Regions from separate parts of the Homo sapiens genome. Here all the other regions are linked to region 2. Evidence: read pairs that join two places in POLR2A ChIA-PET (ENCODE). Cell type or tissue: GM12878. All regions are shown on one strand. Region 1 overlaps ANKRD12 (ankyrin repeat domain 12). Region 2 overlaps ANKRD12 (ankyrin repeat domain 12). Region 3 overlaps ANKRD12 (ankyrin repeat domain 12).

What was found. Peaks named below come from ENCODE experiments on the same cell type or tissue, not always from the same donor. Only the 100,000 strongest peaks of a DNase experiment are listed, where the experiment ranks them.
Region 1: POLR2A ChIA-PET joins it to region 2 with 8 read pairs; 4 of 35 experiments call an interaction of 5 or more read pairs at or near these places.
Region 3: POLR2A ChIA-PET joins it to region 2 with 7 read pairs; 3 of 35 experiments call an interaction of 5 or more read pairs at or near these places.

What each region holds. Positions count from the first base shown.
Region 1 is chr18:9,275,462-9,277,961 of GRCh38, reverse strand. ANKRD12 (ankyrin repeat domain 12) reads right to left here. Exons shown (of 13, transcript NM_015208.5): 11 at 2,295-2,438. Among named protein-coding and RNA genes, the nearest start is that of TWSG1-DT, 58 kb to the left of the region's middle. In GM12878, no CTCF peak of the experiment used is centred here; no DNase peak of the experiment used is centred here.
Region 2 is chr18:9,146,783-9,149,282 of GRCh38, reverse strand. The region is part of intron 1 of ANKRD12 (ankyrin repeat domain 12); the gene reads right to left. Among named protein-coding and RNA genes, the nearest start is that of ANKRD12, 11 kb to the right of the region's middle. In GM12878, a CTCF peak has its summit at 1,132 (motif pointing right); a DNase peak (open chromatin) is centred at 1,182; H3K4me3 peaks cover 501 bases; H3K27ac peaks cover 2,074 bases.
Region 3 is chr18:9,230,062-9,232,561 of GRCh38, reverse strand. The region is part of intron 8 of ANKRD12 (ankyrin repeat domain 12); the gene reads right to left. Among named protein-coding and RNA genes, the nearest start is that of ANKRD12, 95 kb to the right of the region's middle. In GM12878, no CTCF peak of the experiment used is centred here; no DNase peak of the experiment used is centred here.

The DNA of each region.
Region 1 (2,500 bases), 130 kb before region 2:
AATCTAAAGTCAGGTGGTCTGGATCATTAAGAAAATCTGGGGCAGGGAAAATGAATTACTCAAGTTATCAAAATCCCTTTATAACTGAAAATTTATACTGTTCTAGGAAAACGCATTTATTTTTTAAATTCTCTTTTTAACCTGTATGATACTGGGCATTCCTCAACTCTGCTGTATTTGATTACCAATATGTTTTCATCTATTTTAAATCTTATCAGAAATTTCTTAATGTTTTTGTCTAACAGTTTCCCACCTCAATTTCCAGCTCTGCTATGAATTTGTTTTTATTTTTAATGAATTTAATTAATTACTTTACTTTTAAGAAACAGGGTGTCGGCCGGGCGCGGTGGCTCACGCCTGTAATCCTAGCACTTTGGGAGGCCGAGGCGGGTGGATCACGAGGTCAGGAGATCGAGACCATCCTGGCTAACATGGTGAAACCCCGTCTCTACTAAAAATACAAAAAATTAGCCGGGTGTGGTGGCGGGCGCCTGTAGTCCCAGCTACTCGGGAGGCTGAGGCAGGAGAATGGCATGAACCAGGGAGGCAGAGCTTGCAGTGAGCCGAGATCGTGCCACTGCACTCCAGCCTGGGCGACAGAGCCAGACTCTGCTTAAAAAAAAAAAAAAAAAAAAAAAAAGAAACAGGGTGTCACTCTGTCATCCAGGCTGGAGTGCAGCGGGCGCAATCATACCTCACTGCAGGCTCGAACTCCTTGGCTTAATCGATCCTCCCACCTTAGCCACCTGGGGTAGCTGGGGCTACAGGCATGTGCCACCATGCCAGGCTTTGAAATTTTTATGTCTTTTGTCATTTCAATGAGTTTTGGGAGAAAGAAGGAATCAACAGGTATGTATATATTTACTCAACCATTCTGAGCTAGAAATCAAGAGACTTTTCATTGTAGCTCGATTATAAACCTCAATTTATATTGCTCTAAAACTCATTTCTCTCTGATTGCTCAAAACTTAAAAAGATCTCAAGATACCACTGTTTAGTCCAGCCTATAAGAACATGGTTAAACTGTTAATTGCAGTTATTAAAAACCATCCATTCTTCCCTTTAAACATCTTTAAATATGAAAGTTCTAGAAAGTCCCTCAGTGGCCTCTCCAGTGCCTATTTCTTTAGTCACACAGTTCTTTCTGAAGAGACACAATTATTCATGTTAATAGCATCCTCAGATATCTCTGAACACTTTCATTTGAAATAAAAGTTGGAGACTTAAAGTTTTTTTTTTGTTTTTTTTTGAGACAGGGTCCCACTCTGTTGCCCAGGCTCGAGTGCAGTGGTACAATCCAGCTCACTGCAGCCTTGGCCTGCCAGGCTCAACAGATCCTCCTACCTCAGCCTCCCTGGTAGCTGGGACTACATGTGTGCCCCACCACACCCAGTTAATTTTTATATTTTTTGTAAAGACGGGGTTTCACCATGTTTCCCAAGCTGGTCTTGAACTCCTGAGCTCAAGTGATTGCCCACTTTGGCCTCCCAAAGTGCTGGGATTACAGGCATGAGCCACCACACCCATTCAGTGCCTTAAGTTTGAAACCTACCTATCTAGTTCAATCTTGATTTTTTTATAGATGAGAAAAATAAAGCTCAGAAGAGTCTAAAAATATTTTTCTGTGATATACCCTATTATCCTTTGTACTACTAGCTTATTTCCTTTAGAACAGCATTTCCTAGTCTGTTTTCAGGTGATAATCCTTCACTGTTTATTATAAAAATTTTAATCTTTAAATTCTTTCTTTTCTGGTTTATAAGCCATAAACAAATTCTGAAAACTAGTATGACTGGTTCTGAGTTCATGTAATTTATATGTGGCAGTAAACTTTATTGAAGATATTTCTCCAGTCTTCCACAGTTCATGTATTCCACCAACATTCAAAGTCAAACCAGAAGACTCGCTCTGTTTTTAGGACTGTCACAACCTAGAGGTGCCATCTAGCTGCACTATTTTTCAGTGTACAATAGCTTTCTAGCTGCCTGAAGGTCAGAACTAAAGGTATAAACATTCACTTTAGAAACAAATTATGTGTACCTGTAAGGGCACTATCCTAAATGTACAGGTGTTTTGTGATCATCTGCTTTTATAATAGAAACCTAATGTTTACAGTGCTTTAGAAAATGGAGGACCAGTTGATCTGGAAGTACTCTGGCTTGAAAGAGTTTTTTTTCTTCTTTGACCTTTAATGATTGTTGAGTTCAAGTTCTTTCTATGGAAATAGATTCTAAAAATAGCCAAGTTGCATTTTTTCAGACCATTACTTCTAAATGTATCAACAAACATTTTACCTGAGAGTCCAATGGTACATTGTATACTTCGGCATCCAGCAAAACAGTACAAGCACTAAATGGCAGTGTTTGATTTGCCAATGTTCTTGCAGCTCTGTAATGAACTCGCAAAACTTCTTGTTCGTTGGATACAATGAGTTTTTCCTAGTTGAATAAAGAATTAAAAAAAAATAAATTCTTCAACAAATTTTTGTTTAAGAACAGTC
Region 2 (2,500 bases):
CTATCACTTAGCATTTATTAAACACTTACATGTCACATAATGGAACTAAGATGAACAAAACACAATCCTAGCCTGAAGGGAACTGACAGTTTTTAACAGAAAAAAGACAATTTAGTTACCATGCAGAATAATAAATGCTATGTAAGCAAGCACCCAATTTGGGTGCATGCGTACGGAGGTAGGGGTAGGGAATTTCAAGAAGAGGGAACACTAAAATAGAGTGTTGAGGATGACTCTGAGGCAGGTAGATATAGATGGGGCTGGTGTGGGAGGAGGATAAGCATATGCACAGGTGTACACACATGCCCACACACAAAAGCAGACCACAATGAAGGAACAGCAAAAAACTGAAGCAGAGTGGGACAGAAAATGAGGCTGAAGCAGGAAGGGATCTCATCATGAAGCCCCTTGTCATTGTGTAGTCTGTTCTTTATGGTAACAAAAAAGGCTTCTAAAAAAGTAGTGACATAATTCGAGTAGTGTGTTCAGAAAGGTGCCCTTGGTGAAACTCTGGAAGATGGACTTAAGAGGAATTACCTAAGACACAAGGAGACCACTTAAAGCACAATGACCAGATTGTGGCGGGGGGAGGATCACAGGGGACAGGGGTGGAAGAGTAAACAAGAACAAGAAGCCTAGAATGAAACCTAAGTTCTGGCTCCAGCAATAAATAAGTAAAATTGCTTTGGAAATAATTTAAGCAATTAGCATTTATCTGTTGTATTTATCTTCTAATAGTAATAAATAAACACCTCAAATTTTTAAAAAATAAAATTTTCATTACTTCATTAAATATTTACAAGACTTTAAAGAGATGTTTTTGACAACATGAAACATCTGATTGTAAAGGATCACATTCTAACAATACATTTAGAGTTTGTAAATAAATATGGGCAGTTATATTTACAATTATCTATTTGCCTAGGGTATCTTATACATACATACATACGTGTGTGTGTATATATATATATTTTTCCCTCCCTCCAGAATTGTTAAGGTAGGTATATAAAATATTCATCTGCAATTGAGAGGGTTGGCACAGATGACTTCTAAAGGTCTGAGATTTTTTAAATGAGTTGCTGAGTTTACTGACCTTCTGGCCCTAACAGGTTCTAAATTGCTGCAACTTCCATAAACCAGTAGAGGGCTGCAACAGCTCAGAGAAAATGGTTAGCCAGCTTTACTTGCATTTCTGGCACTGGGAGCAGAAAATACTACCAATGTTGAAAAGTAGAATCTAATAGCCACTGTATTCACTTCACTGTCAATAGGGAAAAAGTTTACAGGTTCTAAAAGGATTCTAAAACCCTGAAAACTAGAAAAATTCATAATTAAGAATTCTGCCATCTCCTTTCTCTTCTAGCAAAATGGTAAACTGTTTGAAGGCCAAGTAAAATTTCACAGAGTAAGTACAGTGAAAAAGCCAATCAAAATGAGTTGGCAATTCACCACTTCCTTTTAGACCTATTGCTCCACACAACTGATCTTCCTAAAATAATTATTTTGTTTGGTTCCTCTCAAATCTATACTTTATTAGTTTTGTTCTGCATACAGTGAAATGTTGAAGTTTAGCTTTCACTAGATTTCTAGGTACATTTCTACTACATACATAAATCTTATTTTCAACTCCTCTAGTCACACTGCTCTCACTACTATATACGATGTGCAACAGACTTAAGATGGAAGAGGTCAGGCTTCACTGAATAGGTCACAGTTGAGATGAACAATGAATAAATAAAAGGATTTAAATAGGTCTAGAGAAAAAGGAAAGTTCATCATGCTATTTTTTGTACCTTTTAAATTATCTAAAATATTCTAAATAAATTTTTTTGTATTTTATTTTTGCCCCCTCTGCAGCCCCCCACAAAAGATAGGCTATTGCAGCCAATCTTTGCAACATATTATAACAATTATAAATAAGGCTGGTGCTAATCTTAAGTATTGCTCACAGCTTAACCCCCAAAAGTGCCCTATCTCACTTTTACTGCTTTCTATAAAAATGACAGGCACGTACTTTAGCCTTAAATGAAAGGATTTTTAACTACTTAAATAATCGATATAGTTTTAACAGTGGTACATAAGATAAGTGAGATTGGGATAGGTCATTAAGAAACCAGAATAGTTTACAATAATCACTGCTTCTGCAATATAAGCCTGAGATCCTAAAAAAAAACTACGTCCAAATTCTTGATGCAGTTGTGGAGAGCTGCAAGTTGTGTCCCTACAAGACAGCAATCCAAGTAATAAATAAAGTATTTCTAACTTACATACAACATCATTTCCACCCTGATCCAATAATATGACGGGTAATAACACTGCTCAAATTACAGATTAAAATTGTCACTTCCATGACTATACCAGGACTGAATTGTTTAGGCCTTTTAGTCTTGAACTGCTACGTTTTTCTTTATCCTGCTCACTCTCCAACACAAACCTACCTCTTATAATATACACTAGATTTCAGAACAACTGTATATTCCAGGGCATTCAAAGGAAAACA
Region 3 (2,500 bases), 83 kb before region 2:
ACAGAGAGAAAATTCTAAAACACTAAGAGAAAAGTATCCAGTCACCTACAGAGAGGCCTCCCCCCACCACCATCAGACTAACAGCAGACTTCTCAGCAGAAACCTTATAGGCCAGGATATAATAGGAAAATAAGTGCTGAAAGAAAGAAAATGTCACCCAAAGATACTACATCCAACAAAATTATCCTTCATAAACGAAGAAGAAATAGAATCTTTCCCAGACAAGCAAATACTGAGAATTCATCACCACTAGACCTGCCTTAACAGAAATGCTCAAGGGAGTCCTAAACCTGGCAGTGAAAGAACAATAGTTACTACCATGAAAACACCTGAAAATATAAAACTCACTGGTAAAGCAAATACACAAATGAGAAAGAGAAAATAATCAAATGGTAGTACCACAGAAAATCAGCACACAACAAGGACAACCAAGACAAAAAGGAACAAAGAATAATACACAAAATAACCTGAAAACAACAATACAACAGAAACAAATCTTCACATATCAATAAAATTGAATATAAATGGGTTAAATTCTCCACTTAATAGACACAGACTAGCTGAATGGGTAAAAAAACATGATCCAACTATATGTTGCCTATAAGAAATGTATTTTACCTGTGAGGACACATACAGATTGAAAATAAAAGATATTCCACACAAATGGAAACCAAAAGCAAGCAAGAGTAGCTATAATAATTATATCGGATAAAATATCTTTTTTTTTTTTTTTTTTTGAGACAGAGTCTTGCTCTGTTGCCCAGGTTGGAGTGCAGTGGCATGATCTCAGCCCCCTGCAACCTCCGCCTCCCAGGTTCATGCTATCCTCCTGCCTCAGCCTCCCGAGTAGCTGGGACTACAGGCGCCTGCCACCATGCCTGGCTAATTTTTTGTATTTTTAGTAGAAACACAGTTTCACTGTTAGCAAGGATGGTTTTGATCTCCTGACCTCATGATCCACCCACCTCGGCCTCCCAAAGTGCTGGGATTACAGGCTCGAGCCACCGCGCCCGGCACGGATAAAATATCTTTAAGTCAAAAAAAGTTTAAAAAAAGACAAAAAAGGTAATCATATAATGATAAAGAGATCATTACAGCAAGAGAATATAACAATTCAAAATAATATATGAACCCAACACTGCAGTACCCAGATTTACAAAGCAAATACTCCTAGATACAAAGGAAGACTCCAATACAATAGTAACGGGGGACTTCAACACATCACTGTCAGCATTAGACAGATCATCTAGATAGAAAATAAAGAAACACTGGACTTATACTGGACTTCAGACCAAAGGACCTAACAGACACTTTCAGAACATTTTATCCAACAACTGCAGAATACACATTCTTCTCATCAGCACATGGAACATGTGACTGACCATGTTAGGCCACAAAACTAGTCTCAACAAATTTTTAAAACTTGAAATCACAGTGTATTCCACAATGGGATGAAACTAGAAATCAATACCAAAAGGAACTTTGAACACTATACAAATACACAAAAATTAAACAATATGCTCATGAACGACCACTAGATCAATGAAGAAATTAGATGGAAATAAAAAAAATTCTTGAAACAAATGAAAGTGGAGGCCAGGCATGGTGGCTTACGCCTGTAATCCTAGCACTTTGGGAGGCCGAAGCGGGCAGATCACTTGAGGTCAGGAGTTCAAGACCAGTCTGGCCAACATGGTGAAACCCCATCTCTACTAAAAAAAAAAAAAATACAAAAATTATCCAGGTGTGATGGCACGCATCTGTAGTCCCAGCTGCTCGGGAGGCTGAGGCAGGAGAATCTCTTGAGCCTGGGAGGCAAAGGTTGCAATAAGCCGAGATCGTGCCACTGCACTCAAGCCTGGGCAACAGAGCTAGACTCTGTCTCAAAGAAGAAAAAAAAAAAAAAGAAGAAAGTAGAAACACAACATACCAAAACCTGGGGACACAGCAAAAGCAATGCTAAAAAAGAGGTTTATAGCAATAAACACAAATAAATATTTTAAATAAACACTATAGTGATACACACCTCAAGGTACTAAAAAAAGCAAAAACAAACTAAACCTCATGCTAGCAGAAGAAATAATAAAGATCACAGCAGAACTAAACAAAATACAGAGACTTAAAAAAATGCAAAGGATCTATGGAATGAAAAATCAGTTCTCTGAAAAGATAAACTGCTAACTAGACTAACTAAGAAGAAAGGAGATCCAAACAAAATCAGAAATAAAAAAGGGGACATTACAACTGATATCACAGAAATACCGAAAATCACCAGAGACTATTATGAACTATATGCAACAAACTGAAAAACCTAGAGGGAATGGATACAGTCCTGGAAATATACAACCTGCCAAAATCAAACCAGAAAGTAACAGAAAATCTGAATAGACCAATTCAGTAATAAAAAGTCTCCTAACAAAGAAAAGCTGGGGACCAGATGGACTCACTGCAGAATTCTACCAAAGCATTACCACAAAGAAGTACAAAGAATTACAAATTA